2 separate regions of the Homo sapiens genome follow, and region 1 is linked to region 2. A link is a loop called in an ENCODE intact Hi-C map of the cell type or tissue named here. Cell type or tissue: B cell. All regions are shown on one strand. Each heading gives the region's core, and the rest is flanking DNA. Links, peaks and the distances in the headings are about the cores only.

The links. Hi-C counts contacts between places; a loop is a spot of excess contacts. Peaks named below come from ENCODE experiments on the same cell type or tissue, not always from the same donor. Only the 100,000 strongest peaks of a DNase experiment are listed, where the experiment ranks them.
Region 1: a loop joins it to region 2, with 8 times the contacts of the local background. A loop is called at or near these places in 105 of 110 quality-filtered maps.

What each region holds. Positions count from the first base shown.
Region 1 is chr5:151,161,347-151,176,936 of GRCh38, forward strand. LOC107986463 (a long non-coding RNA gene) reads right to left here and starts at 14,113. Exons shown (of 3, transcript XR_001742936.2): 1 at 13,843-14,113; 2 at 8,693-8,847; 3 at 7,239-8,213. It also overlaps the pseudogene PDGFRL2P. RefSeq lists an enhancer at 3,324-3,433. In B cell, for the core only: CTCF peaks have their summits at 3,652 (motif pointing left) and 3,851; a DNase peak (open chromatin) is centred at 3,635.
Region 2 is chr5:151,107,443-151,123,032 of GRCh38, forward strand. It overlaps ANXA6 (annexin A6), which reads right to left. Exons shown (of 26, transcript NM_001155.5): 16 at 15,475-15,569; 17 at 14,705-14,818; 18 at 11,858-11,948; 19 at 10,316-10,395; 20 at 9,685-9,738; 21 at 3,185-3,202; 22 at 2,311-2,404; 23 at 1,013-1,108. Among named protein-coding and RNA genes, the nearest start is that of TNIP1, 34 kb to the left of the region's middle. In B cell, for the core only: CTCF peaks have their summits at 8,054 and 8,265; a DNase peak (open chromatin) is centred at 8,029; H3K27ac peaks cover 2,627 bases.

The DNA of each region.
Region 1 (15,590 bases), core at 2,060-6,059, 50 kb after region 2:
GAAAGCAGATAAGCTATAAGTCTGCCTTTCTTCATGGCCCAGGATGCATAGCCCTCCTGTGCGAATAACTCACAATCTTATCTGCGCCCAGCTATTGCCAGACCCTCACCTGATAGAAAAATGCACGCAAGCTCCCTGCACCCTTGATGTTATCAGTACTGCACAAAGCCCTCTTCAGCACACAGCACAAGCACCATCCTATAAAATCCTTAGCCAGATTTTGTTTTCTTGCAGTTAGCTTCTGTTTTGCTAACTTGCCCGTTGCACCCTTGCAACGTATTTTCTTTTCTTTTCTGTTTTTCTTTTGAGATGAAGTCTCACTCTGTCGCCCAGACTGTAGTGCAGTGGCACTATCTCGACTCACCACAACCTCCGCCTCCCGGGTTCAAGCGATTCTTCTGCCTTAGGCTCCTGAGTAGCTGGGATTACAGGTGCGTGCCACCACACCTGGCTAATATTTGTATTTTTAGTAGAGATGGGTTTTCACCATGTTGATCAGGCTGGTCTCAAACTCCTGACCTCGTGATCCACCTCGGCTTCCCAAAGTGCTGGGATTATAGGCATGAGCCACCACGTCTGGCAGCAATGTATTTTCATACTTTCTCTAATAAATCTGCCTTTCTTTACCTACAACTGCCTTGGTAAATTCTTCTTACTGCCTGTACCGCCAGCCCCAAATAGTTGCTGATCACCCACGATGCTAAGGACCGAGTCTGAGACACTCTTATGTTACCATTTGGGGAGAGGCCGGACCCGGTGGCTCATGCCTGTAATTCCAGCACTTTGGGAGGCTGAGGTGGGTGGATCACTTGAGGCCAGGAGTTCAAGACCAGCCTGACCAACATAGTTAAACCCCATCTCTACTAAAAATACAAAAAGTTAGCTGGACGTGGTGGTGCATGCTGTAATCCCAGCTACTTGGGAGGCTGAGGCAGGAGAATCACTCCCAGGAGGTGGAGATTGCAGTGAGATGGCACCATTGCACTCCAGCCTGAGAGACAGAGTGAGACTCTCAAAAAATAAAATAAAAGAGTTGGGGAGAAGAAAAGAATTCAGCAAAGGTGACTGGGAAGGAGATTGTAGTAAGATGGGAGGAAACTACCCCAGGAGAATGTGGCAGCAAAGTGAAAAATAAGGGAGTGATCAGGTGTGTCAAATGCTGCTTTTAGGTAAAGTAGGACAAGGTCTACAAATCTATCATTGGGTTTAGCAATGTGAAAGCCAACTTATCTCTTGCTGTGAATTGCAGAATGTTGGGGGTAAAGGCCTGATGGGAACGGTGTAAGATAAAAAGCCTAAACTACTTATTCTGGGAGTTTTGCTGCGAAGGCCAGCAAGGGAATGAGGCAGTGTCTGGCAAGGGAATTGGTGTCAAGAGAAGGGCTTTTGTTTGATTTTTTTAAAGATTGAAGACATAACAGCATATTTGTATGCTGGTGGGAGTTATCATATAGAAGGTAAAAAAATTGATGGAGGAGAGAGAAGGGAGAATTCCTGCAGCAATGTTTGGAGACAGAATGGGCTGTAGTGTACAAATGTCAGGGCTATTTGTATTCTTAATTTGCAATAAAAGTAACTGAAATTTTTGATCTTTGCCCAAATTCAGCCCACGTGACTGAGGCAGGATTGAAAGCCAGATTCCCTTGACTGCAGAGCCCAGGGCCTTAATTCCTGAGCTACAGCAGCAAGTAGGAGTAAACACTAATATACTGCTCATTCTCTTTGAGCTAATCATCACTTACAGGAATCAATCCTAAGAAAATAATCTAAAATACAGAGGAAGCTGTAGGCCCAACACTGTTTTATTGTTGTTGTTGGAGACAGGGTCTCACTCTGTCACTCAGGCTGGACTGCAGTGGTGTGATCATGGCTCAACTGCAGCCTTGACCTCCCCAGGATCAGGTGATCCCCTCACCTCAGCCTCCCAAGTAGCTGAGACTACAGGTGTATGCCACCTGCCCAGCTAATTTTTGTATTTTTTGTAGAGATGGCGTGTCACCATCTTGCCTAGGCTGGTCTCCTATGCTCAAGCCATCCTCCTGCCTCAGCCTCCCAAAATGCTGGGATTACACCAGCATTGGTATAATGTGAGCCACCATGCCCAACTTTTTTTTTTTCATTCTTTTTTTTTTTTTGAGACAGGGTCTCATTCTGTCCCCCAGGCTGGAGCAGTAGCACAATCTCAGCTCACTTCGGCCTCAACCTCCTGGGCTCAAGCTATCCTGATGCTTCAGCCTACGGAGTAGCTGGGACTACAGGTGTGCACCACCACGTCCAGCTAATTTTTTTCATTTTTTGGTAGAGACGAGGTTTCACTGTCCAACACTGTATTTTTAAAATTGTTTTTTATTTCAATGGTTTTTGGGGAATAAGTAGTTTTTCATTACATGGATAAGTTCTTTAGTGGTAATTTCTGAGATTTTAGTGCACCTGTCACCCAAGCAGTGTACACTGTACCTAATGTGTAGTCTTTTATCTCTCCCCACTCACCCCAGAGTCCCCAAAGTCCATTACATATCATTATTATGTATTCATGTCCTCATAGCTTAGCTCCCACTTGTAAGTGAGAACATATGATATTTGGTTTTCCATTCCTGAGTTGCTTCACTTAGAATAATGGTCTCCAACTCCAATGCAGGTTGTTGTGAATGCCATTATTTCATTCCTTTTTATGGCTGAGTAGTATTCCACGGTGTATATATACCACATTTTCTTTTTTTTTTCTTTGAGATGGAGTCTTGCTGTGTTGCCCAGGCTGGAGTGCGGTGGCACAATCTTGGCTCACTGCAACCTCCGCCTCCCGGGTTCAAGTGATTCTCTTGCCTCAGCCTCTGAGTAGCTGGGAACAGGCACCTGCCACCACTCCCAGCTAATTTTTGTATTTTTTAATTAGAGGCAGGGTTTCACCTGTTGGCCAGGCTGGTCTCGAACTCCTGACCTCAGGTGATCCGCCTGCCTTGGCCTCCCAAAGTGCTGGGATTACAGGCGTGAGCCACCATTCCTGGCCCACATTTTCTTTATTTACTCGTTGATCGATGGACATTTAGACTGGTTCCATATTTTTGCAATTGCGAATTGTGCTGCTAGAAACGTGTGTGCAAGTGTCTTTTACATATAATGACTTGTTTTCCTCTAAGTAGATACCCATAGTGGGATTGCTGGATCAAGTGGTAGTTCTATTTTTAGTTCTTTAAGGAATCTCCATACTGTTTTCCATAGTGGTTGTACTAGTTTACCTTCCCCCACCAGCAGCAACACTGTATTTTTCAAGTGCAAAAGGGAAACAACCTACACATCCAGGAGCTGTGGAATTGCAAGCAAGCCGGGGTCACGCAGCCTTGCTTCCAGGTGGAAACAAACCCTGGAAGGAAGCATACATGGGTTGGAAACACGTGAAGATGACATCATCTTTTTGGCACTTCCCAGGCCCCTTCCTCTGTGGAGTGGCCTGTCTACAGGTGTCTGTAAAAGAGACGGCATGATGCTGTGATATGGGCTGGAACAATGGACTGAGATTCCAGATTTTCTCATGTCCCTTGTCAGGGCTGTAGTTTCTCTGATTATAGGAGAAGAAAGTTCAAGATCTCCCAGTTGCCCTCTGAGGAAGCTGGAAATGGTCAAATATTGCCACCTGCTGGCAAGTTCCAGCTCTGCCTGGCTTCCATCAGAAGAGGGTGTATGTTCCCAGAGACAGGTCTTACTTCAAGCTCACTAGAGGAAGGGGCCCCAAGGGATACTGTTCAAATGACTACCTGGAACACCCCCTTCCTCCACAAAAAGTCCCCTTAAGACCTCTCTCAGTGTCTGGAATTCCTCTATAACGGTTGAGGATTGTTTGTTTTTATACGAGAGAAAATAAGGAGATTCTAACGACTTGGCATGAAACAGATTATTTTCTACTATGAGGTCTCAGCAATGGGAGGCCGAGTTGTAGGATGGCAGGGGCCCCTGTGAGAAGCATAGGCCCGAAAACAGCTGAATTAGAAAAAGCAGGGTAGTACAGTGCTTTCCAGTACAGCCTTTACATTTAAAAGAAAATGAACGAAAAAGTCCCTGGGCTTCTGGGGTCCACCGTATTCTAGCTCAGTGACTGTGAACCATTTATTTATTTTTTTGTCTGAGTTTCTGTTAGCTTAGTTATAATAATGAGTATTATAAAAGTATCCACCTTGCAAGATTGTTATGGAATGCACTGATATGACAACAGATCATTTAGTAGCAACTAGCACATAATAATGAGAATAAATATAAGCATTACTACTACTATTAATTTAATGGATGAAGTCCTGGCCTGTTCATCATAAGAGGTGAGAGCTAGTTCTAGCTGGGTTCTATTACCTTGCTCTTGAGTTTTGTTTGTTTCTATATGTACAGAGAGGGGAATGAGAATGAATTATGTCTTAAGATTCTTTTTGTGTTCATACATGATGATTCTGAGTCTCTAACCATCTAAGAGTCCATTTCCCGGTTGAAGGGTCTGTTTCAAGATTCTATGACTCTGAGACCCTCTTTCTGGAATTCCAGAATTCTATAACTCACTCAGAATTCTACCGAAAGCTTCCATTTGCACAAGTTATTCCCTCTGCCTGGAATGAAAGTTCTTCCAAGCCTGGAAGAGGTTGCCTCACTAGCTCTTACTGCATATTTCGCCTTAAACAGCACTTCTCAAAAATTCCTTTTTAATTCATCCTCCAATGTTTTTTATTTTTATTTTATTCTGTTTCATTTTTTGTGAGACAGAGTCTCATTCTGTTGCCCAGTCTGGAGAGCAGTGGCATGATCAACCTCCATCTCCTGGGCTCAAACCATCCTCCTACCTCAGCCTCCTGAGGAGCTGGGACTATAGGCATATGCCACCACACCCAACTAATTTTTGTATTTTTTGTAGAGATGAGGTTTTGCCATGTTGCCCAGGATGGTCTTGACCTCAGGGGCTCAAATAATCTGCTTGCCTCACAAAGTGCTGGGATTATAGGTGTGAGTCACTGTGCCCAGCCCTCCACTGTCCTTTTTATTTATTTATTTAATTTTTGTTTCTTTATTTATTGGTAGAGATGGGGTTTTGCCATGTTGCCCAGGCTGGTCTTGAACTCCTGAGCTCAAGCTACCTGCCCGCCTCGTCCTCCCAAAGTGTTAGGATTACAGGCATGAGCCACCGCGCTCGGCATCTCGATGTTCCTTTACGCATCCCTTCCCATCGTCTGTCCTAAAATTCTGTTTTTTTCCATGATCATACAGATCTTAATTGGTAATTATATTTTTATTTATATGATTTTGGTTAATGCTTGTCTTCTTTACGTTCCCATTGCTTGGTAAAGTAGATAATAACTATTAGATGAATGAAAATTAAATGAATGAATGAATTCTACAATTCAAAGTTTCCATGAGTGTTTATTCCCAAGGTCTTCTATTTCAAACACTCCATACCACCTGCCCCACCTCAAGGTTGACACCTGAGAAGGGAGTGACCTTTCCAATTTCATAATGTTGCCTGGACCGTGTGTGCCCTGCCCGCTTGGTTTCCTACCCCTCCGTTATTGGCCTCTTTGGGATGCCTTGGATTAGAAGAGAAGGCTGAGCCATGTCTCTGCTATTGAAACCAGCCTGTATCAGCTATTCATTCACAGCATGTATTTGTCTAGTGCCCACAAAGTGCCAGGTGCTGTGCTAAGGTACTGGGGACAAAGCATGAGCAAAGCAGACCTGGTCCCAGCTTTTGGAGAGCTCAGAGCCTACGAGCCCAGAGACAGACATTCACGACTCAATTACACAAATTCCATAAAATTACAAACCATGATAAGTGCTGGGGGACGGAGAGGAACAGGGCGCTCTGAGAGCGTACAACAGTTCACAGTCTAGACCCAGGACCTTGGGCTCAAGGGCACAACGGGGCCTTGGGCGGGTCCTGCATGAGCGTTATCTGGGACACGTGGATACTCTTTTTGTGGAATCTCTGCCCTGGGAAACCATCAGCTAGAACTTGGGTTCAAGGTGGTGGCCTGCCAAGCTCCCAGCACTTTCCTTGAGATTCATAAGCCTGTGAGGCTGGAAGCTAAGCAATCACCTCTCAAAGCCCTTCCCCTCCTTTTCAGTGGACTTGGTCACTGAAAAGAGAATGGTAAAGCCCTGGAAGGCCAGAACTCTAGGCGCCCGACACCCTCCTTGAACAGGCCGGGAAACTGGGGCCTAATGAGAAGAGGCTGTGCAAGGTCACACAGCAAGGAGCAAAGCGATAACGAGAACCCAAGCTCCCCAGCGTCCCATTCTCTGCTGCTTTCTACCCTACCTCCCTAGTTCCAAGAATGGTCATTGATTTTATAGAGGGAATACTGTTTCAACCAGAACCTGGGAGGGTTTCCACTGGCTACAAGCAATAGTTAGGACATAGACAAAATTCTGCAGGAGAGCAAGAATCTTACAGCTACATTTGGAGAGGTTTGCCCTGTGGTGGTTACTTAGGACACAAACACACATGAGGGAAAATACATCAGGTGACATGTTTGGATTGAATAGCATTCTTTCATTTTCTTGAAGGAAAATGTAGCTATTTGAGCCTTGAAATGCTAGTTCTTGCATTTTGCAGTGTTGTTTCCAGTAGCAAAAAACTGAAACAATCTAAATTTCCTTTGGCAAAGGAATGGATAAACTGTGGTAAAGCTCAACCTTAGAGTACAATGCAGCATTTAAAAAATAATGAAGGTTGAGACCAGGAGCTTGAGACCAGCATGGGCAACAGCCTGGGCAACATAGTGAGACTCAGTTGCTCCAAAAAAAAAAAAAAAAAAAAAAAATCCAGGTCTGGTGGTGTGCACTTATGGTCCCAATACTCAGGAAGCTGAAGTGGGAGGATTGCTTGAACCCAGGAGATTGGGGCTGCAGTGAGCTGGGATTGCACCACTGTACTCCAGCCTGGGTAGCATGGTGAAACCCTGTTCAAAAAGAAAAAAAAAGGCAGGTGATCGGGGGGAACAAAGGTAGGTCTGTATAGGGCACTAAAGCACATTATTGAGTAAAAAAATGCAAATTTTAAAAAACATATATATAATATAAAGCCATTTACAGAAAAAAGAACTCATGAAAATACTGTATTTTTCTATAGATACACATATAGGTACATAAATGCAGAGAAAGGTCTGAAAGGAAACACACCAAGGCGCTAACCTCTGAGGAAAGGTGGGGATGGCCATGTGTGTTGGGAGGGGGCTGATGGGTTGGTCAAATGGAACTTAAACTTTATCTGTATTTTTCTGAGAGTGAATTTTATTTCTGTATTATTTAAGTGAGATTGTTTTCTAGAAATACCATACTTCAGCGCAAGTGCCAACAAACACTTTCTGTAACAATGTAGACAATGAATATTTTAGACTTGGTGGGCCGCACTGTCTCCGCCCCAACTCTTCCATTCTGCTGTTGTAGTGCAAAAACAGCCATAGATGGGACGTGCAGGAATGAGTGTGGCTGTGTTCCAATAAAACTTTATTTACACACATTGAAACCTGAATTTCATACAATTTTCACGTTACCAAATTTTAATTTTTTTTCAACTATTTAAAAATGTTAAAACCATTCTTAGCTCACAGGCTATGCGAAAGCAGACAACCAGCCAGATTCGGCCCACGGCTTTAAGGCCAGTTTAAGCCTCACCACCTTCCTAGCCCCACTCACCTATTTTGTCCTCTCATCTTCCTGTCCTTCAGCACCCCCATGACCTTCCTGTGACCTTCAATGGCCCCTCCAGCTGCCGTCCAGCCCTGTCTGTCTGCCCTTGGGGACCCTCTCCTCCTGGCTGCAGGACTGTTTTTTCCTGAGCAGGTCTCTAAATAGCTCCATTCGCCTTGGCAGGGGGAATCCAGAGAAAGGAATTTTGTTTGGAGTCATGAGAAGCCAGGACTCACCACTTTGATTTGCTTTTGAAATTAGGTCCCCTCCCCTCCCATGGACAGGGGTCCCTGGCCACTTCCCTGAGCATGCCCCAACAGTCTCTCTCCTGCATTCCCTGCTACCAACATTTGCGTCTTGGCTTCTGGTTGCTCCGCCATGGACCCCAGAGTTCTCTGCTTCTTGGCCTGTTGCCTGCTCATCTAGGTCATTTCAGGTATGGGCATCTTCCATCTCAGCAAATCTTTTTATTCCCCTGCAGTGTCCTGAGGCCCCTGTCTCTTCATTTCCCGGGAGCACTCCAGGCTGGAGTGCAGTGGTGCAATCACATTTCCCTGCAGGAGCAGAAGGAAGGGTGATGAGCACCGGAACCTTGATGTCAGGAGGCTGAGTTCCCCGCTCAGCTCCTTTGCTCACTGTGCTGCTTTGGCCAAATCACCTCTCTGAGCTCAGCTTCTTCATCTATGCAATGACAAGGTTGAACTGTGTGCTCTTCCAGGTCTTTTCCAGACCTAATGGTCCCCTCTGATCTGAAAGATCATTTTTAGTCTAGCAGTCTGGGACTCATGTCATGGTTTGGAGAGCATGGAACTCTGGAATCTGATGGAACTAATTCTGGCTCCTCCACTAACTGGCAAGATTTAATGAGACTGAGTCTCTAAGACTCAGTTTACTTAGGAATATAATGGGAATAACAATAACCTCAAAATTACAGGGTGGTTTTAAAGTTAAACGGTGTATATAAATGCTTAGCCTACAGCCTAGTACATAAACACTCAATAAATAATAGCAATATTATTTTAATTTTAAATACCCTGAGTCTAGCCAGGCATGGTGGTGTGCACCTGTAGTCCTAGCTACTCAGGAGGTTGAGGCAGGAAGATCACTTGAGCCCAGAGGTTCGAGGCTGCAGTGAGCTATGATTGTGCTACTGCACTCCAGCTTGGGTGACAGAGAGAGACCCTGTCGCTAAAAAACAAACAAAAAAAAAACAAGCAAACAAGTGAAACAAAAAACAGAAAACACCCTGAGTTCATCATACTAAGATTATATAATCCTACGATCCTAAGTGTTTACTCCTAGCTTCTTTGAATCTAAGCATCTATAATTTTGTTCACAAAGATCAACAGTTTTAGGGCTTTATCGAGGGCAGGGCCTGAAGAATTTATAGCCCAGAACTTGATAGCAGATAGATCCCCAGGAGAGGCTGAGGCCCCAGAGAGCTATCACCTCTGTCTCTCAGCTTCCAGACATTCTAGGAAGAGGTTGGGGACATAATAATCCCTGCAAAATCGTGGCTGTGCTCAGAACAGGATTTAGAGGGATGTTGTCATCCCAGATTTCCTCTTCCAGATACTGCTTGGCTGTTGGATTCTCCTCAAGGAGCCTCATATGGAAGGAAAGGGGCAGGCACCTTCATGGTAAGAAAGTAGCAGTTTATCAAAGGGCTGATGGTTGGGGTTGGTGGGTTTGTTGGAAGGAGAAGGAACTGGAGAATGGGGGTGCTGGGAGTGAGGTGAGCTCAGATAGATAGGTCATGAGCAGTGAGAAGGAGCCCTGAGAGTTCATGTAGTCCAAGGATTTAAAACCATGTTCTGAGGAATTCTGCTGCCTTACTGCCTGCCTTAGAGTAAGGGTGGGTGGTGATTGAGAAGCTGATGGGTAGGTCTCCAGCTCCCATCCTCTCCAATCAGAGTAACCCGATTATTTGTTTTTTAACATTGACCTTTCAGTATTTCAAGGAATTGTTCTGTTATCTATAATCAACCTATCGATTGGTTTGTTTTTAAACCTGAAAACCTCAGGTTTAGTCTTATCTCTTTATCTCAAAGATGAGGGCTGGGTATGGTGGTTCATGCCTGTAGTCCTAGTGCTTTGGGAGGCCAAGGCGGGAGGATCATTTGAGGCCAGGAGTTTGAGACCAGCCTAGACAAAAAAGTAAGACTCTGTCTCTATTTTAAAAAAAAAAAAAAAGGCCAGGCGCAGTAGCTCACACCTGTAATCCCAACACCTTGGGAGGCCAAGGCAGGCGGATTGTCTGAGGCCAGAAGTTTGAGACCAGCCTGGCCAATGTGGTGAAACGCTGTCTCTATTAAAAATACAAAAATTAGCTGGGCGAGATGGCGGGTCCCTGTAATCCCAGCTACTCGGGAGACTGAGGCAGGAGAAACACTTGAACCAGGGATGGGGAAGTTGCAGTGAGCTGAGATCTCACCATTTCACTCTAGCCTGGGCGACAAGAGTGAAACTCCATCTCAAAAAAAAAAAAAAAAAAAGAAGATGTATGTGATATTGTGTGTAAGGCAGGTTAGAGGCCAGGTGACAAACAGGGGGCTAACATAATAGTCCAGATGTGATCTGACCAGGGCTTGCACAGATGGTGTTAGCAGTAATGATGGAGAGAAAAGGATGCCTCTGTGAACTATTAGGAAGGAAAAAAAAGAGCCTCAGGACTTGGCACAAATTGTGCAACCTTCTCTGTATGCAGAGATGATTTGGGGCTGGGTGGCAGAGAGGCACATGGAACAGTATTGCTTCCTCCTCCATGAGGAAGAAAAATGAGATCAGTTGGTAAAAGTTAAAGACAATTTTTCTTCCTCTTCCACAAGGAAGAAAAATGAGATCAGTAGGTCGATATCTAAAAGGGCTTCCTAGCAGTTGGATCCATTCTGCACTAAGGCCACAGGTGGGACTACAATGGGCTCTGGAGTTAGGCTGGCCTGGGTTTGAGTCTGGGTCTCCTTCTTGGCACAGTACAAGAGAATGTGGAAAAGTTAGTCTCTATAAGCCTCACATGCCTCACCTGTAAAATCAGAATACCTTCTTTGCAGTCATTAAGAGAGTGAAATAAGAAAATGTATTTTAAGGGGCTAGTACTGTTCCAGAAATACTGTAGGCTTTGCCAGTGGTAGCTATTGGTACTGTTAAGTGCTGAGTTCCCTATCATTAGGCATATTTAACCTCATGTTGAATGACCTCTTTTGTAGCATATTCTAGAAGGTTTTGAAATCTTGGTACAAGCTTGGAAAAAACAATGTGTAGAATCCCTTCCAGGGCCCACCAGCAGTTCTCCTTCTAAGGAATTCATTCTAAGGAAGTGATCTATTCAAAGGTGCATGCACAAGATGTTTATTCCAGAATTGTTTATTTCGGTTAAGAATATGAAATAACCTAAATACTCAACAATGAAGAAATAAATCATGATACATCCCTACCATAAAATACCATGCAGGTCATTTAAAATGTTGTTGCAGGGCCAGGCGTGGTGGCTCATGCCTGTAATCCCAGCACTTTGGGAGGCTGAGGTGGGCGGATCACCTGAGGTCAGGAGTTTGAGATCAGCCTGACCAACATGGCGAAACCACGTTTCTACTAAAAATACAAAAATTAGCTGGGTACGGTAGTGCACACCTATAGTCCCAGCTACTTGGGAGATTGAGGCATGAGAATTGTTTGAACCTGAAAGGCAGGGGTTGCAGTGAGCCGAGATGGTGCCACTGCACTCCAGCCTGGGTGACAGAGTGAAACTCTGTCTCAAAAAAAAAAAAAAAAAAGTTGGTGTAGGCAGGGTGCGGTGGCTCACACCTGTAATCCCAGCACTTTGGAAGGCTGAGGTGGGCGGACCACTTGAGGTCAGGAGTTTGAGACCAGCCTGGTGAAATCCCGTCTCTACAAAAAATACAAAAATTAGCTGGGTGTGGTGGCATGAGCCTGTAATTCCAGCTACTTGGGAGGCTGAGGTATGAGACTCACTTGAACAGGAGGCGGAGGTTGCAGTGAGCCAAGATCGTGCCACTGCACTCCAGCCTAGGCAACAGAGTGAGACTCTGTCTCAAAAAATAAAATAAAATGTTGGTGCACATGTATTTCTTGACATAGAATGATAATAACATATTCCTAAGTGAAAATGCAGATTAACAATATGTCTTACATTTTCCATTTTATTTTTTAACAAAATATTTAAAATATTTGCATTTAAAAGCCTTGGAAAAATATGCTTCAAAATATTAACAGTGGTTATCTCTAGATGATAAGCTTCAGAGCAAATTTAATCCTTTGTCTTGGTTTGGCTGTATAATTTATTTTTTATTTATTTATTTTTTTCTGAGATGGAGTCTTTCTCTGTCACTCAGGCTAGATCATGCAGTGGTAGGATCTCAGCTCACTGCAACCTCCGCCTCCTGGGTTCAAACGATTCTCCTGCCTCAGCCTCCCGAGTAGCTGGGATTACAGGCATGAGCCAACACACCCGGCTAATTTTTGTATTTTTAGTAGAAACGGGGTTTCACCATGTTGGCCAGACTGGTCTCGAACTCCTGACCTCATGATCCGCCCACCTCGGCCTCCCAAAGTGCTGGGATTACAGGCGTGAGTCACTGCGCCTGGCCAGCTGTATAATTTTTTCTCTGAGTAAGAATTATTTGTGGTAGTAATAAATGTAAAAATTGACAGAACTCTGAGGTTCCACTGAGGTGAATGAAGGCTGGTGATCCCAGACCCACCCTGTTTTCTCTGCAGGTGAAATCCCGGAGCATGGCAGAACTCCAAAGGCTCAGAAAATGAGGGGCTCCAAAGCAGCTGGCCCCAGTGAGGTGCAGCTTTCAGGAGCCCCCTGCCAGAGAAAACCCAAAGCAGACGGGAGCCAGAAGCCCATGCAGATGAAGACCCCCATGGAGGCTATAGCCTCTGCAACCCCAAGCCCCCCACCTGACCCAGGTGTAGGGAAGGCCCGATTCCCGAAGGTTGGGGACTCTTTGAGCCCCTGGAACAGCACTGCAGGGGGAAGGTGGTCCACTGGAGGGTGCCTGTATATCTGGAGGAGGAGGGGCGAAGGACGCCTGAGGTATGGGGTGGAAGAACTCTGGCAAAATTTTAATGGGTCTAGGAGTGTGTCAGAGGATGTTGGGCAGCAGTTCACAAGCACAGTGACAACAGTTTACAGGGATTAAGATGGCTCAGGACCCACACTGGGCATCCTGTTATGTACAACCATAGGCACCTAAAAGAAACAGTAAGATGGGCCCGCGAGCCCCATCAGATGCATAGTGATTGAACAGAGTAGGAGACAAGCAACCTTCCCACAATCCTGGGCTGCTTAAATGAGGGTAGGGGGTGGACCACAAATAGTGCCTCTAGGGAGGGACGTGGCAATGGAAAAGCAAGAGGCTGCCTGCCTGTCTGACCTATCTGTGGCGGATGGCAGGCTGAATACCACTCTTCTGCCAAGGACACCATAATAGGGAGGCCAAAAATGAAAGCAAAGTTGACCCACCAGTATTTCCCTCTGCCAGTCCAGAAGGAAATCAGGCAGAGGCTGGGATAGAAAACTGGGTTCCAAAGATTCGCCTATCCTCTCTCACTTCAGCCTCTTAAGATGGCTCTGGGACTCTGCCTCCTTTGTGGGTGGAAGTGCATGGAAAGCATTTGCAGGCTTGCACCAAGAGACATCAGGAAGGTGCCGAGGAGCACAAAGACGCTTGTGGCATTCCATTCGTGAAGTGCAAAGTCAAAGGGAAGGAGGGTTAGGCGAGCCAATCAGAAACTACGGGTGGGGCCAATGCAAATCCTAACAGATCCATTGAGAAAGGGGGAAAGATTGGGTGGGTGGGTGGGTGATGAAAGTTGGTGATGGGAGGGAGGACTGTCAGTAGACCAAATGCTGCCCACTAGGAGTATCGGGCCATCCCCATCGCCTGCCCGTCCCGCCCCTACCATCTGTCTTTCAGAATCAAGCACTTCAGCCAGTGCAGCCAGCTGCTGCTGGTGAACTCCTCTGGCGCAGACACCGGGGAATATAGCTGTTGGGCTCCGCACTGTCAGGACGGCGCATGCGCTGAATGCCTGGCCTACCAGAGAAAGACTTTCATCTTCTTCACAGGTGCCCTGGAGTCAGGGTCTCCAAGAACCTGCGTCCAGGAAAGTCCTCCAAACATAACCTTCTTTGGGCTTTCTCTTTAGACTCACCTGTAAGATGAGGGGAGTGTACTAGTCCTCCAAGATCCTTCACGGACATTCAAAGATTCTATGGCTAGTTCCATGGAGAACTGAGTAGTCACAGAGTCCAGCTTTGTCCAACAGAGGAAACACAGGACTCTTCATAGTCAGCAATGTCTCTTACTCAAATGCAACCAAAACAGTAACAATTATCCAATCGAGAGGTTATTGCTTTTGTTTTGTTTTATGAGACTGGGTCTTACGGTCTTGCCTAGGCTGGAGTGCAGTGGCATGATCACAGCTCACTGCAGCCTCGACCTCCTGGGCACAGGTGATTCTCCCACCTCAGCCTCCCAAGTAACTGGGACTACAGGTATATACCACTATACCTAGTTAATTTTTGTATTTTTTGTAGAGATGGGATTTCACTATGTTGCCCAGGCTGGTCTTGAACTCCTGGACTCAACCTATCTTCCTGCCTTGGCCTCCCAAAGTGCTAGGATTACAGGCATGAGCCACTGCGCCCAGCCCTATCTAGAGGTTCATGACCCCTACTACCAAGCATCACCTGGGAGCCTGTTGAAAACAGATTCCTGGGCCTCACTCCCATTAAGACTGTGTGGAGTCTGGGCACCTGCCATGTCAACAAACCCTACAGGTGATTCCAATCTTCAGACAGAGGTGGGAACCCACAGTCAGCGCTTCTCAACTCTGGCTGCAAATTAGGGTCACCTGTAGAACTTTAAAGCACAGACACCAATCCCCTTTTCCGCAAGGCAAGTTCTAATTCACTTGGTCTGGGGGTCAGGAATTGGTCATTTTAAAAGCACCTCAGGTGATTCCAACTTCACCTAATACATAAGCCACAAAACAGATGTGGCTATTTAAGTTAATTAGCGTTAAAGAAAGTTAATTATTCAGTTCTCCAGCTGCACTAACTGTATTTCAAGTGTCCAGGAGCCACATATGCTGAGTGGTTACATATTGGGCAACATAAATACAGAACATTTTCATCAACACATAAAGTTCCATTGGACAGCACCGCTCTTAAAAGCTGGTCCCCAGACCATTCCTGCTCGTTACATCATAGTGCACCCAAGAATCTGACCTGAGATTGTGGTGTTAAAAAGTACTTTGAAGGCCAGGCGTGGTGGCTTATGCCTGTAATCTCAGCACTCTGGGAGGCTGAGGCAGGCGGATCACCTGAGGTCAAGATTTCGAGACCAGGCTGGCCAACATGGTGAAACCTCGTCTCTACTAAAAATACAAAATTAGCTAGGCATGGTGGTGTACGCCTGTAATCCCAGCTGCTCAGGTGGCTGAGGAACAAGAATTGCTTGAACCTGAGAGGCAGAGGTTGCAGTGAGCCAAGATGGCACCACTGCACTCCAGCCTGGGTGACAGAGCAAGACTCTTTCTCAAAAAAATAAAATAAAAAGTCTCTTGATAGAGTTTGATGAATGTTTTTGTCCCATGGGCCTCATGCTCATAGCCAATATCTCATTTGCTTCTTATCAGTTCTATGAAGTAAGCTGGGGTGGGATTATTGCTCCCAATTGACATTTGAGAACCAAGGTCCTACAGCTAGCAGGTGGTAGGATTGGGAACCAAACTTTGACTTCAAGAAGTTCAGTATTTCCTGTAATCTTTTTTTCTTTTTTTTTTTTTTTTCTTTAAGACAGAGTCTCACTCTGTTGCCTAGGCTGGAGTGCAGTGGCGTGATCTCAGCTCGTCACAACCTCCGTCTCCCGGGTTCAAGCAATTCTCCTGCTTCAGCC
Region 2 (15,590 bases), core at 6,264-10,263:
CCTCCTAGATATTGCTCCTGGGTGGTAAAGGCCCATCACGTGCTAAACAACACCCCTACCACCACCTCTACTTCACCCAAATCTAACACACCTTTCCCCCACATTTTAGTGTCTCTGAAATCAAGATGTGTTTTATAATTGAAGGCAATTATGTGAAAATCTTCCACGGATACCTCTTGGTAAGATTTTTTAAAAGTGCATTGATGCAATGTGTTTTATAGTAAATGAAACAAGATACCACTAATGATGAATATTAATGAGAATAACTTCAGCCCTAACCCATATCCACTCATCCATATTTATACACGGTGGAATTAAGATCCAAAAGGGAAAAACCTTTTCAAAGTCAAGAGCTCAAATTATATAAGCGTAACCAAAAAGCCAGGTACTGAGAGGAGACGAGGGTCTGTGTGTGTGTCATCTGCATCTAGCGTGTATGTGTCTTGTATGTGTGTGCATGTGTGCTGCGTATATGTGGTGTGCATGGGTCATGTGTGCATAGTGTGTGAGTGGTGTGTGTGTAGGTGTAGTGTCTTGTGGGGGTGTAGCATGTATGTGTATATATAATGTGTTCTGTGTGTGATGTGTGTATGTGTGGTGTGCACCTGTCACATGCATATGTAACGTGTTTTATGTATGAGTGTGTGTCACATGTGAGAATGTGTGTGTGTATAGTATGTGTCTTGTATATGTTAGGTGTGTGTGTCAAGTGTGTGTGTGGTGTGTGTGTGTATACACCCTAGTTGTGCAGGACAGCGTGCCCCCTCCCCTGCCTGCCCCAGTCTTCCTGGTTCTTCCCTAGCAACAGTTATTTTCTCACCCTCTCCTGCAGCCTCGCACAGACCTCATGACATTCCTGCACAATCACACATTTGGCAGCACCCCTGGAGGCGAACTGTGACAGTGTTTACTTTCCAGTAGTAGCTTCGGAGGCTGCCAAGGTTCTATTCTTCCAGAGAATCTGTTCAAGTTCCCAGTGCCCCCAGCCCTTCCCTTAGTCCCTGCCAGTTACCAATGGCCACAAATGCATCCCTGACATCCCCAGACATCTCCTTCTTGATGGTGTGCTCCACGTCATAGTTGGTCATCTTGATGAACTCCTGGAAGACTGGCCACAAGAGAAGCCCCAGAGGTGGGGGTGAGCTTCAGTGCAGGAGGCGGAGGACCCCTCCTCAGCCCCACCCAGTGCCTCCCACAGGCTGTGCCTGAGAAAGTGGAAGGGCAGCAAATATGGCCACAGCCCAGGCCTAAATGCATTGGGCAAGATCATCCCGATAGAGAAGCTCTGACATCAAGGCTGCCGTGGGCTCAGAGCCAAATCTGTCCCACGCCAGTCCCCGTGCCTGGCCAATGGTCTTAGAACCTCGGCCAAGTTCTGGGAACCCAGGCTGGGGTAGTAAAAGGAGCACGGGTCCTAGTCATGGTTCTGCCCCAGCTCACTGAGGGACCTTGGGTGATCCCTCTCCTTCCTGGGCCTCCTCTTCCTCCTGTGTCCGCTTGGGATGAAGACACAATGATAACACTCAGGAAACACTCACTGAGTCAGGCATTGCGCCAGTGCTTTATGTGTGTTATGTTTTTTGTATCTTCACAACAATCATCTCGGGTAGAGCTAAAACCCTGATTCCTACGTAAGGGAGCTCAGGCGCAGAGATTCGGTGACTTGCCTGAGGTCACATGGCTGTTAAGTGGGGGATTCAAATCAAGGCCGTCCAGTGCCCAAGTCCATTCTTTTAGCCACTATGTTAAAGCACCTTAAATACTGAGAAGTGCCAGACATTAAATGTAGACATTTAATGTAGTGCCAGACATTAAAATGTAAATGTCTCAGTGCAGGACACTTCATGATTACCGAGTGCCAGGGCCACTGCATACAGGTGTGCCCTGAGCATGCGGCAGCCTGTGGTTCAAAGATGTCTATGTGGGTCTTGTGCCACCACCACCTCTCGCTGCCTTGCTCCTGGCAGGCATCGCCAGTGAATCATGACGCGGGACCCCAGAATCCTTAACACAGCACTCTAGGCAGCTACTACCAATCAGAGTTGGCCTTTGAGGTGAAATCCAGTTGCTATACCTAATCCCGGGCATCCCACCTGCTTCCCTAAGGAGGAGAAAGAAGGTGAGGTATAAGTGGTAGAGCCAGGACTAGAACCCAGGGCTCCAGAGTCGCCGTCACCCATGACACGCTACTGCTGGGTTAAGGAGGAGGTGGGTGGGCAACGGGCTCCTCTTGCCACAGAGAGCTGAGAGGCTCTCATCAGATTCTGGGATCTTCCTGCTGAGCTGGGAAGGGAGGAGGTCAGGCCTCACCTCTCCGGAGGTGCGGATAGCTCCGGGTACACAGGATCGTCATGAAACGTGTCTCCAAGGAAGTTTTGTCTCCACTAGGTGTGTCTGCTATTTCCTGCAGAGCCCCAGTTGGAGCAAGGATTTGGGAGGGGAGACATGAGAAAGCCTTGGTTATTATTCACTTTCATGTCTTTGCCTGGGCTGAGGGCAGTCAGAAGCTGGGCTCACCCAGCCATCCAAGGGGGCCGAGACTGGTCCCCTCTTCCTTCCTCAAGCACAATGGCTTCTATACTCCCCTCTCCAGTTCACAAGGACCCTGTGAACTGACAAAGATGGCCTTAGCACTGGGTACTTCCATCCTAGCCTCAGGACCGTGGGGCTGGGGCTCCTAGGAGGACCCACATAGACTCTGAGCATAGCAACTGGGAGTTCCCCTTCCATCCCTCAACCTTTCTGCAAGCCCCTCTGGGAAGGGTGTATGGGGTCATATGCAGAGAAGATGGCCTGGCCAGTGTTTCCCCAAGCGGGGTCAAGGGCAAACACACCCGATCACACTGCACATTAGTGTTTCCATGATTGTCTTCTAGCTAGCTACTAGTTCTATTTATACTGATAGTAAATTCCCCTTAACTCATTTTGGGTTTAAGAGTGAGTCGATTTAAAGATCAGTATTAATAGCTGGTGGTTACACAGCACAAATCGTGCCAGAGATGATTAGCTGAAGTTTGGGAAACACTTGCCTGGCCTATCTTTTACCAAGCAGGGCCCGGAAGGGGAGAGAGAGAAGCCGCACAGCAAGCTCCCAAATCACTGCTCGATACTGCCCCGCTCGGCCCAGTAAAGGCGGACTTTACTCAGAGGCCGTTAAAACCCAAATGAAGAACAGGACACTCACCAAGATCTCAGCAGCCACCTGAGAGCAGGGAGGGGAGAGAGGAGGGAGAGAAGGGAGGCAAGAGTCAGAGGAGGTTGGGGAGGCTGGTGCTGGGGCCCTGGGGTGCAGGGTGAGGGGCCTGGCTGGGAGTGGGAGAGGTCCCAAGAGACCTGAGAGAACCCGGGATGCGAAAGGAAGGGGGGTAGGGACAAGATAAAAATACCTTCCTATGACCTTTTGGGCTGGAGCTCAGAATGCGGATAGGCCTGGCAATAACTAAAAACGTGTTCACTTGAAGGGTAAGAGAAAGACACAGAAATGGGGAACTCTGCCCTTCGCACCCCAAAACCCAGAGGAGATTCCAGGCCTGTTTCTTTGTCTGAAAGTGGAAATAATCCCTGCCACTTCCTTACAGAACCACTGAGATGTAAATGTGAGCAGTGCAAAGTTCTCTGCACCCTTTAGCATATTCAGAGTTCCAAGGCAAGAGACATGTAATTTTAGCCTTCATGTTACAGACAGGAAAGACTGGCCAGCTGAGGCCTTAAGGGGAGCTGACCTGCCTGGAGGCACACAGCAAACAGTGATGGGAAAGTCATTTTACAAGGGTTACTTTTAATCACTGCACTATGCAGAGCACAAAATTCTGTGGTTAGGACACTATTTTGTTAGGCAAATAGCTGTGACTTGGAGAGCCTGGGAACAAAATACCCAGGCTCATGTACCTAGGCTGCGTATTGCTTTCGCCGTTCCCCCAGAAACTCTGCTGACTTTATTCTATTGGATAGACTGAACTCTTTATAAACTTCACAATAGCCTATACTCTGGAAACCTTCCTCTTCTTTTCATTGCATAATTGGCAATGTCCGTTAAAAGTTAAAAGGCATATGCCATTTGATCAAGCAATTATATTGCTAGGAATTTGCCCTACAGGTATACTGGCAAAAGCCTTCCACGATAGAATACAAGACTGTTCACTGCAGCATTCTTTTTAATTTTTGGAGACAGGGTCTTGCTCTGTTGCCCAGGCTGGAGTACATTGGCACAATCTCGGCTCACTGCAACCTTGACCTCCTGGGCTCAAGCGATTCTCCTGCCTCAGCCTCCTGAGTAGCTGGGACTACAGGTGTGTGCCACCACATCCAGCTAATTTTTTTATTTTTTGTAGAGAAGGGGTCTCACTTTGTTGTCCAGTCTAGCCTCAAGCAATCCTCCTGCCTTGGCCTCCCAAAGAGTGCAGTGGTGCGATCTCAGCTCACTGCAACCTCCACCTCCCAGGTTCAAGCGATTCTCCTGCCTCAGCCTCCTGAGTAGCTGGGATTACATGTGCATGCCACCAGCCCAGTTAATTTTTTTTTTTTTGTATTTTTAGTAGAGATGGGGTATTGCCATGGTGGCCAGGCTGGTCTCGAACTCCTGACCTTAGGTAATCCACCCGCCTCAGCCTCCCAAAGTGCTGGGATTATAGGCACTGCACCTGGTCAGCATTTTTCATACTAGAGAAAAACTGTAAACCATCCTGAGATTGACTTGTTAAACAGGCTATGACTTATCCAATCAATGGAAACAATCCATGCAGTTTTTACAAAGGATAAGATTATCTACAATGCTGATAAGGAGAGTTTCCATTTAAATTAAGTAAAGAAGTAAAGTATAGCATATTTTTGTGTAATATAGTGTTTCTTTTATCTAGATTCAAAAAAAAATAGACACTCACTTTCTCATACTTCCTGGGAAGTACTTAAGAAACTGTCGAGACACCTTTGAGGAGAGGGACTATGAGGGAAAGCTTTCGCATTTTTTTTATTCTTCCTGAAAATTTCTTAAAGATGCAAAGATATTATTTCATTTTAAATTTAAATGTTAAATAAGAGTTATCAAGGCTACTAGGATTATGGGCTGCTTCTGGTTTTTAAAATATTTTTCTGTATTAAAAACAACCTATGCCAGGCACAGTAGCTCACACCTGTAATCCCAGGACATTGGGAAGCCAAGGTGGGAGGATCACTTGAGCCTATGAGTTTGAGACCAGCCGGGATAACGTGGAGAAACCCTACTCTACCAAAAAATTAGCTGAGCATGGTGGCGCACGCCGTTATTCCCAGCTACTTGGGGGGCTGAGGTGGGAGGATTGCTTGGGCCTAGAAGGTGGAGGTTGCAGTGAGCCAAGATTGTGCCACTGCACTCCAACCTGGGTCTCAACCCTATCTCAAACATCACAAAACAAAAACCTAGTTGAACCCTGAGGACATCATACTAGGTAAAGAAAGCCAGTCATAAAAGCATAAATACTGTATAATTTCACTTACATGAAGTCCCCAGTCAAATTCACAGACATAGAAAGAATGGTGGTTGCCAGGGGCTGGGGGAAGGGAGAATGGGGAGTGACTGTTGAGTGGGTCCAGAGTTTTGGTTTTGCATGACGAAAACAGTTTTGGAGGTGGCTGGTGGTGACAGCTGCCCAACAATGTGAATGTACTTAATGCCACTGAACTGTATACTTTAAAATGATTGGCCAGGCATGATGGCTCACGCCTGTAATCTCAGCACTTTGGGAGGCTGAGGCAGGTTGATCACCTGAGGTCAGGAGTTTGAGACCAGTCTGGCCAACATGGTGAAACCCTGTCTCTACTAAAAATACAAAAAATTAGCCGGGTGTGGTGGCAGGTGCCTGTAATCCCAGCTACTCAGGAGGGTGAGGCAGGAGAATCACTTGAATCCGGGAGGTGGAGGTTGTAGTGAGCCAAATTGCAACACTGCACTCCAGCCTGGGCAACAAGAGGAAAACTCCATCTCAAAATAAATAAATATATAAAATGATTAATATGGTAAAGTTGATATGTATTTTATCAAAAATTTGTAAAAACTTATGCTAAATAAAACGGTATCATTTTTAAAAAGAGAGAGAGAGGGACATGTTTAAAAAATTTAACAGAAAAGAATCCAAAGTCCCAATTGTTCTCACTTACGCGGGTCAGAGTACCCTAGACATACTCGGTTTTTCAAAGCATCTTTAAGATAATAATATCTGTAATGTAAAAAAAAAGTGGTGGGACACTAAATTAATATTCACCACAAAAGCTTGTTCTTATTAGCCTAGCTACTTCATGCAAAAATTAATCTGGACAGTTCCTCAAATGGTTAAACTTAGAGTTCTCATATGACCCAGCAATTCTATCTAAGAGAAATGAAAACATATGTGCACACAAAAACTTGTACACAAATGTTTAGAGCAGCATTAGTCATAATAGCCAAAAGGTGGAAATAACCCAAATGTCCATCAGCTGATGAATGGATAATAGACTATTATTTGGCAATGAAAAGGGAGTACCAACATGCTACAACACGGATGACCCGTGAAAACACTGTTAAGTGTTTAACATAGTGTTTAGGTTAGTGTTTTCTTAAGTGAAGAAGCCAGTCCAAAAGGCCACGTATTAATATCACTGTATTGACATGAGGTGTTTGGAAGAGGCACATCTGGAGAGACAGAAAGTAGATTAGTGGTTGCTTAGGGCTGGGGGGTTAGTAGGATATGAGGAGTCACAGCTAATGTGTATGGAGTTTCTTTTGGGGGTGAAAAAATGTTCTAAAATTGATTGTGGTGATGGTTGCATTAAGTCTGTGAAGATACTAAAAACCACCAAATTGTACACTTTAAATGGGTCAATAGTGGGGTAAATGAATTCTATTTCAAGAAAGCTGTTATATTTTTAAAAGCCTGGGCCAGGCATGGTGGCTCACGCCTGTAATCCTAGCACTTTGGGAGGCTGAGGCGGGCGGATCACTTGAGGTCAGGAGTTCATAACCAGCCTGGCCAACATGATGAAATCCTGTCTCTACTAAAAATACAAAAAAATTAGCTGGGCATGGTGTTGGGAGCTTGTAATCCCAGCTACTTGGGAGTCTGAGGCAGGAGAATTGCTTGAACCCAGGAGGCAGACGTTGCAGTGAGCCAAGATTGCGCCACCGCACTCCAGCCTGGGCAACAGAGCGAGACTCCGTCTTAAAAAAAAAAAAAAAAAAAAAAAAAAAAAAAAGTCTGAGTATTGATTATCTAAAAATGACCACAATCCTTCATTTCATGGTAGGTCTATAATAATTATTTATAATTTATTGCTCTAATTGGACAACAGAGTGAAAGGGGAAGCAATTAACAATCACTGTGGGGCCACAGTTGGAAATTGGACATATGTTCAACTGGTTAATAACAGTCCCAGACTTCTAAGAGCTTGAGGGTGTTCTAGACATCCAGAGTGAGAGACCGCCAGGGAGGCAGTGTAAAACAGGCAAATACAAACTGCCAAGTACTCATGTGCGTTATCTAAGGGGGAGCTTGACTCGGCCCTATCAAATGCCCTTAATTTTTATATACATTTTGCTCCCACATTTCCATTTCATCTCTGGAAATTCATTCTAATGAATAATTCATGAATGTGATAAAAGAGTTTGCTACTAGGAAGAAGGCTGGTTAAATAACATGGTAGATTCAGATATGGAACAGTATATAGCCATTAAATGATATCGTTGATTTAAAAATGCAACAATATTCACATAGTATTAATTTTTAACTGTCAGAAATAAAGAATCCACTTTTATATATACATAGAGAAGCAACTAGAATAATGTATGCCACAATACTGACAATGCTTATTACTATTAGGTTATGGAGTCTTTTTTGGCTTCTCCTTATTTTCTAGTTTCTATAAAAGAATGTACTGCTAGTTATAAGAAAATGAGCTTGGGTCTAGCATCCTAAATCTGGAGAAGCAGCCGAGTTGGGCAGGGATCTCGCTCAAGGGTCCCTTAGCTATTTCCACCCGGGTTCTCTCTCTCCACTTCTCTCCTTTTGCGAAGCAGCTGTCAGCAAGGCCCACCACTGCCCCCTGCTAGCGGCAATTGGAAGCACAGCCTCATTGGCAAACCAGGCACCAGGCAGAAGCATTCCCTGGAAGATCAATTCAGGGTTGGAGGATGGATTTGGGGTGAGAGCTGAGATTTTTAAAAAACTCTCAGCAGCACACGAGGCTGTTCACAGTAATACTTAATAAACGTCTGTTGAATGAGTGAATGAAATGTGGCCTCAGCAAGCCACCCTAGTGTCTGGCTGGGTTCTCAGCCTAACCCCCATCCATGTGCCCACAATGTAGCTGAAATGCCATACATTTAAATGTAACCCTGCAGCTTTTGACAACCATATTCCAAAGCAAGGGTTGGACAACTGGACAACAACAGCTATTTGATGTGGAAGCTGCAGGGGACCTTAACTCTACTGGGTCTTGGAAGATATTACTGTAAATGGAATTAAGCATAGACTCTGGCATCAGGCAAGCCTGAGTTCAAATAAAACCACCACCACTTAGAAATTCTTTCATTGAAGAGGTTAAGGAGCTTCATTTTCTTCTAGTAAAAAGGGAGAACATAAAAACGTATAGAATAATCTTGGCATCGTTCTCAATATATAGTATGCATTCTAAAAATTATAATTACAATTCTGTAACTGTCAGGTTCCAGCTAAAGATTTTTCTAGCTCAGATGCTGTTGTAGCAAACCACACTTCTGTTATGGGACCTGGGAACAGAAAAGTTGGTTCCCTGACTCTCAATCCATCAGTGCTCTTTTCAACTCACCAACTATAAAAGAAGGGGGCTGGATGTCTATAAAAGTCTGTGGTGTCTGTGCCCCACATCCCTGGACACAGCTTTTGGGGGCGGGAAAATGAGGCAGTCAGAAGAGATGGAGACATGGACCTGGGTCAGGCTACTGGGTGCTGGGATCAAGGTGCAGGTCAGTGGGGGACAATGCACTGGCCTCAGTAGGGACTGCCCAGCCATAGAACCCTCAGGGAAAATGAATTTGGGGTTGTCCAACCTCCAGAAGAAGCCATTTCCAGACCTCAAGCTCACTAGGCTAAGGAGCAGGGCTGAGGCAGAGCAGCCAAGAGACTCCTAGAGAACCCTTTTCCCTGCTATTCATTCAACAAATATTTATTGAGCACTGATCATGTGTTACTTTGGATATATCAGTGAACAAAATGAAGATTCCAGCCCTTGAGGAACTTACTTTCTAGGCTCGTCCCAGGACACTCCCTCCAATCTCGGTCCCATTTTACAGATAATAAACCGAGGCCTTTAGCACTCAGGCCCTCTTCTCAGCAAGTTCCCAGACCAGCTCTCTAGGGGTCAATTCTACTGGGGCCACTGATTTGCTGTGTGACTTTCAGAAGTCATTTGCCCTTTCTGGACCTCCATTTTCCCACTGTAACATGAGGGCTTTGACCTGGGTGATCTGCAGGTCCCTGCCAGCTCTGAGGGTCCTGCTATTCACCTAGGAAATGCCAGTAATACCAGCACCACACTTCTAAACCTCATTTCTACAGTCTAAGTATCAACCAATCAAACCAACCACGCCCCTGCCAGGAGCCTTCACTCACAGACAGGGCCCGGCGTAGACACGCATAAGCTGGACCTACATCTCAGGGACACCCGGCAGAGGTGACTGGGGTGGGCTGGGGGTCTTACCTGGGCATCTTCCCGTGCCTGGTCCAGGTTTTCTCCTCCCTCCTCACGATGCCCCTGCAGCAGGAGCAGCAAGAAAGTTCAGTCCCCAAACATCGACCCATCTCCATCTCTGTACCACCACACACCCTGCTCATTTTCACCTCTCTGAATGCTCTTCCTCATCAGCTACACAGGGACGAAAATCCTGCCTCTATAAGGTAGGCTGTTGTGGTCATTAACTGAGAATGTGTGCAAGACACTTAGCACCAATGCCTGACACACAGCAAGCTCTCGGTAACTGTCAATGAGGGTCTGCCATTTTGGTTATGGGAATTCAAGAGATGGTGACAGAAGCTCCCAGGTAACAACACAGGAGAGGGTCACCCATATGGCTTTGTCCTGTGAGCTGGGGGCCCAACAAGCCAGGACAAGGGCCACCAGGGAGGACTGTCTGGAGAAGGTGGTACCACGCCAACTTTGACAAGGGAACAACAGGGGTAGGCGGTGGAACTCTAAGGAGGCAAGTGGGGAGACACCCCCTCTCCATCAGGAGTGCACTTCTAACTCCCCTGTGCCCTCCACTCAGTAAACCTTCCCTTCCTCCCAGGCCTCCCGATGGGCAAGCCGACCTGGGGCCCATGAATTCACTCACCGTGGCCAGAGAAATGAGGATCCTCCTGAAGTGGCCAGATGTGTCTGAGCTCAGAGCATCCTCCAGGGACTTGTGATAGTCTGAGGCAGAGAAAGGGGGTGTGGGTAGCTGCTGGCCAAGAAGGATTTGGTTGCGGGGAGGGAGGTCCAGGAAACTCAGGCTTGAGCCAGGGCAGTATTGGCAGGGGGAGGTGGGGATGAAAGGGTTTGTAACTGGCTCATGGGGGCATCCAGCCATCCTCCTGCTGATTTTGTAAGACAATGGGCATTCCCATCAACCCATCATCTCCCCTCCATCCCCTCAGCTCTGTCCCAGTTGAGGTCCCATTGCATCTCGCCTTTAATATTTAACAGCCTCTTAAGTCACCTCCCTGTTGTCATTCTCTCTTCTACCTTCCCTCCTGCATGGCAGTTGCTAAACCCAAAAGCAGAGCTCTGACTATGTCACTCCTGTACTCAAAAATTCTGCCATTTTAAAGCTGCTTATAAGATAAAAAATGTAAACTTTTTTTTTTTTTTTCAAGACAGGGTCTCACTCTGTCACCCAGGCTGGAGTGCAGTTGGCATGATCAAGGCTCACTACAGCCTCGACCTCCCTGGGCTCAGGTGATCCTCCCACCTCAGTCTCCTGAGTAGCTGGGACTATAGGCACATGCCACCACACTTAGCTAATTTTTTTGTTTTTTGTTTTTTTTGAGATGGAGTCTCATTCTGTCTCCCAGGTTGGAGTGCAGTGGCGTGATATCGGCTCACTGCAACCTCTGCTTCCCAGGTTCAAGTGATCCTCCTGCCTCAGCCTCCTAAGTAGCTGGGGCTACAGGCGCATGCCACCACGCCTGGCTAATTTTTGCATTTTTAGTAGAGACGGGGTCTCACCATGTTAGCCAAGTTGGTCTTGAACTTCTGACCTCAAGGGATCCACCATCTCGGCCTCCCAAAGTGCTGGGATTACAGGGGTGAACCACCGCACCCAGCCAATTTTTATATTTTTTGTAGAGACGGGGTTTTGCCATGTCGCCCAGGCTGGTCTCGAAGTCCTGGGCTCAAGCAATCCGCCTGCCTGAGACTCCCAAAGTGCTGGGATTACAGGTGTGAGCCACTGCACCTAGCCGATTTAAACATTTTTGACTGGTACTCAAGATTCTTCAGAATGAAAATATGGGGCCACTCGCTTAAAAATGAAGAATTTCTGGACAGTGACAGCATAGCTTGCAACCAAGTGTGGGGCCCTTCTGGCTGTGGGGCCCTGTAGAACTGCATGGACTACACACCCCTAGAGTCGCCCTCCCTCTCTCCAGCAGGCCAGAATGTTCTCTGTTCCCACTTCCAGCCAAGCCCTTTTCTACCTCCAGGCCTTTGTCCTACCAGGACACCTGTCTTTTCCCCAGACACAGGGATGGGCACACCCAAGAGGCTTATCAAATCCTCAAGGACTGAGGGAAAGGAGACAGGCCAGAGTCCTGGGCAGAGCTGTGGGCTGGGGTTGGAAGTTGGGGGGCCTGGCTGTTCTCCCAGCATCTGGGCCCAGGCCTCCCAAACTCACCCTCCTTATAGGCCTCATTGATGGCCCGGATTTCAGCATTGGTCCGAGTGGCCAGGATTTCAATAAGAGCCTTTTCATCTGTGCCGGCTCCCTGGAATGTCAAGGCAAAGATGATCTCAGCCATAGTTCTGACCTCCTGTGCAGAGGTCCATGGGGCCCGGACGGCTAAAGCTCAGGCCAAGCATTCCTGGATTTTCTCCTCACCTCCAGACATGGCCCTCAGGCCCAAGACCTTGGCACAACCAAGGCTGACTATGCCAGCCTCTCAAGATCCCCAGAACCTCCCATGTGAACTGCTTTGCCTTCCAGCCCCCCAAACAGAAAAGGTATATAGGCGTGTGTGTATAACACCACATATACACATGAACATCTGAATAGAAATTTCTACTTGTAAGTATTGGAAGAGAACAGAAGGACACGCACATGCCTCACAGTGTTAACTAGCAGTTTGGTCTCTGTGTGAGTGAAGGATCACAGATGATTGCTATTTTCTTCTTTTTTACTCTATTTCTTCAAGTCTCCACAGTGAACATGTATTATTTTGTTAGAAGAAAAAAAGTTTTGTGCTTAAGATAAAATGCTAAATTTTTTTTCTTTTGAGACAGAGTCTTGCTCTGTCGCCCAGGCTGGAGTGCAGTGGCATGATTACGGCTCACTGCAACCTCCGCCTCCCAGACTCAGGTGATTCTCCTACTTCAGCCTCCCAAGTAGCTGGGGCCACAGAAGCATGCCACCATGCTTGGCTAATTTTTGTATTTTTTGTAGAGACAGGGCTTCACCATATTGTCCAGGCTGGTCTGGAACTCCTGGACTCAAGCCCAAAGTTTTAGGAATACAGACGTGAGCCATCATGGCTGGCTTACATTTGTTTACTCTTGGATTTGAGGAGTGATTTATGAACTGAGGCGTTACATGCCCTGGACTAAGGCAGGCTGGGGACCTGTCATGCAAAGATCTGCACACAGGGAAGCAGGGAAACTATCAGGGAGGAGAGGAGGCAGGCAAGATTGACTGATTGATTGACTGAATGAGTCAATGACTAATTCACTCATTCAGGTACTTGTTAAGACACCTATTATGTGCTAGCCACTGTGCAAGGTGCTGGGGCTACAACTACAAAAAAAAAAAAAAAAAAGTCCGGGCGTGGTGGCTCACACCTGTAATCCCAGCACTTTAGGAAGCTGAAGAGGGCAGATCACTTGAGGTCAGGAGTTCAAGACCACGCTGGCAAACATGGTGAAACCCCTTCTCTACTAGAAAGACAAAAAAATTAGCTGGTCGTGGTGGCGTGCGCCTGTAATCCCAGCTACTCAGGAGGCTGAGGCAGGAGAATCGCTTGAACCTGGGAGGTGGAGGTTGCAGTGAACCGAGATCACACCACTGCACTCCAGCCTGGGCGAAAGAGCGAGACTCCGTCTCAAAAAAAAAAAGAGAAAGGCAAGAGGCAAGACATGTTCTCTGTCCTCAAAGAGGTTACTGCCTAGTGCTCTAATGGTCCTGCCTTCTCAGATCCTAGGAGATTCATCCTGATTGAGATCTTCAATCATTTCTTTGTTAGAAGCAGGTGTGTGGTGAGGCAATCAAGAAAGTCCTGAGACTGGGTCTAGCCCTCGTCTCCCCCTAACTCACTGACTCTCTGAGCCTCTCTGTTTCCCACTTGGAAACTTTGAAAATGGAAAGGATTCAGTTGGGTTACCTCATCGATCTCTTCTATTTCTGAACCCTGTGTCTTTAGATCGTTTGCTTTTTGGCTTAGGTATTTTAAGAAACAATCATCTCAATCTGCTTAGCCTAGGCAATGTTTTTATAAAGTCCTCTAGCTCCCCATTGCTGCCCTCCTCTTAATGCGCAAGGGGCCAAAAGCACTACTGGTTTTATGCGGTTGTCAAGACAGGCTCTAGAGTCAGAAAGACTGGTCTGAACCTCAGCTTTGCTACTTCATAGCTCTATGACCATGACCAAGCAACTTAACCTCCAAGTCTCAGTTTCCTCATCTGTAAAATGGGGACAAAATAAGAGCCCTGCCTTGTGGCTTGAGGAGGCAACTAATTGAACTAATGTACCTAACCTGGGAGAGTTACCATATGCTCTTTATAAACAGTAGCCATTAGTACAATTGGTACCTTGGGAAGCAAAGCAGTTCTAGCAACTTCTGGGCCAGGACATAATGCTTTCTTGTTTAATGTAGGGTCAGGTCTTCGGAGTTAACAATGCCCTTCATACCTGTGACCTTGATTGACCTGTCCTAGTTTGAAGGGCAGAGGTGACCATTTCCATTTCCCAGATGAAGGCACAGAGGATTGGGAAGTGTAAGGAATGGCCCAGTCACACTGTGAGTGAGTGGCAGGTCTAGGCTGGAGTACAGACTCCAACTGCTGGTGCTTTCGTTCGAGACCCACCCCACTTCCTCCAGCGGCTCCATGAGACCCTTCTGACACCAGTGGGCATGTGACTTAAGCTGAATCAACTTGGAGTAAATGCCAAGCCTGTTGTTGGAGCTCCTAGGAAGAAGGAACTCTTTCTGCTGGAGCCGCTAGCTGGCGGGATGGACATATGCCACCATGAGGAGAAAGGCTGCCTGAGAGTGAAGCCAGAAGGGAGGACAGCAGAGCCAAGACAGGGGTGAGCCAAGGGTCCACAGAACATCATTTGAGTCTCTGGACTCAGAGCTAGTCCTGTAGTTTTCAGTTATAGGAGCCAACATCTCCTTTTGTGTTTATGCCAGTTTGAACTGAGTATGGGAGGAGTTCTACCAAGAAGTTACAGCTAATCCACCTGGGCTTATGAGGATCACCTGTATCCCTATTGGCACCCGCAGACACTAGACCCCCTGGTGCCACACTGTACCTCCATGGCCTTCTTCAACTGCTTGGCATCGTAATGGGCCGGTGGCATCATGAGCCCCAGAATCAGCCTTGCCAGGTCTCCAGAGATCTCAGACTTCAGGTCAGTCATTAAGTCCTGCAAAGGGCAGAGCCACAGTCATGCCAACATCAGCACTTGCCCACACATGACTCAGGATGGGAGAGATGGAAAGAGAAAACAGGGGTTCCACATGAGGGATCATGGAAGCTTGTGTCTGTCTTTGCTGATGTTGTACTTATTATTTAGATGAAGCCAAAGAGGGTAGGGAAAAAACAACCAGGAGGAAGACCCACTCTCCTTGACACAGGAGACAGGAACGGGAAGGCAGCAGAGCTGAAGGACACTGTTTCCACTCAGGGGGAAATGCATCAACCTAAGCCAGATGCCACCAATGTGCAATAATCCCTGACACTCAGTTGGGGCCTTGAAGCCAGCTCTGTCTGTGCAGAGGAATTGCAAGATGCCCAAAGCACACTGAAAACAACTCATAGCCCTGATCTTGGCCCCATGCTGTGCCTCTGAGTCCACTGAGCAACTCACACAAGTGTTGCCCATCACAAGGAACTGGGGGCATGGAAAGATATGTCTGCCCAAACCCAGTGCTGGAGACACTCTGAGATCATATGACCACACAGGGTCCCTCTGCCATGAAGACCCTGGTGCCCAACTGTGCAGAACCGATGGGGACAGGCTGAGCTCAATCAGGCAAGGTGCATGCATGTTGCACAGAGAGCCCAGGAGGAGGTCCTTACCCGGCCAAAGTGAGACTTGAAGGTCTGCCGGATCTGCTGCCGCTGGACATTGCTGCGGTGCGTGATGATATCGATGATTGTGTCTTCGTCAGTCCCTGAGTCACCAAAGCCACATG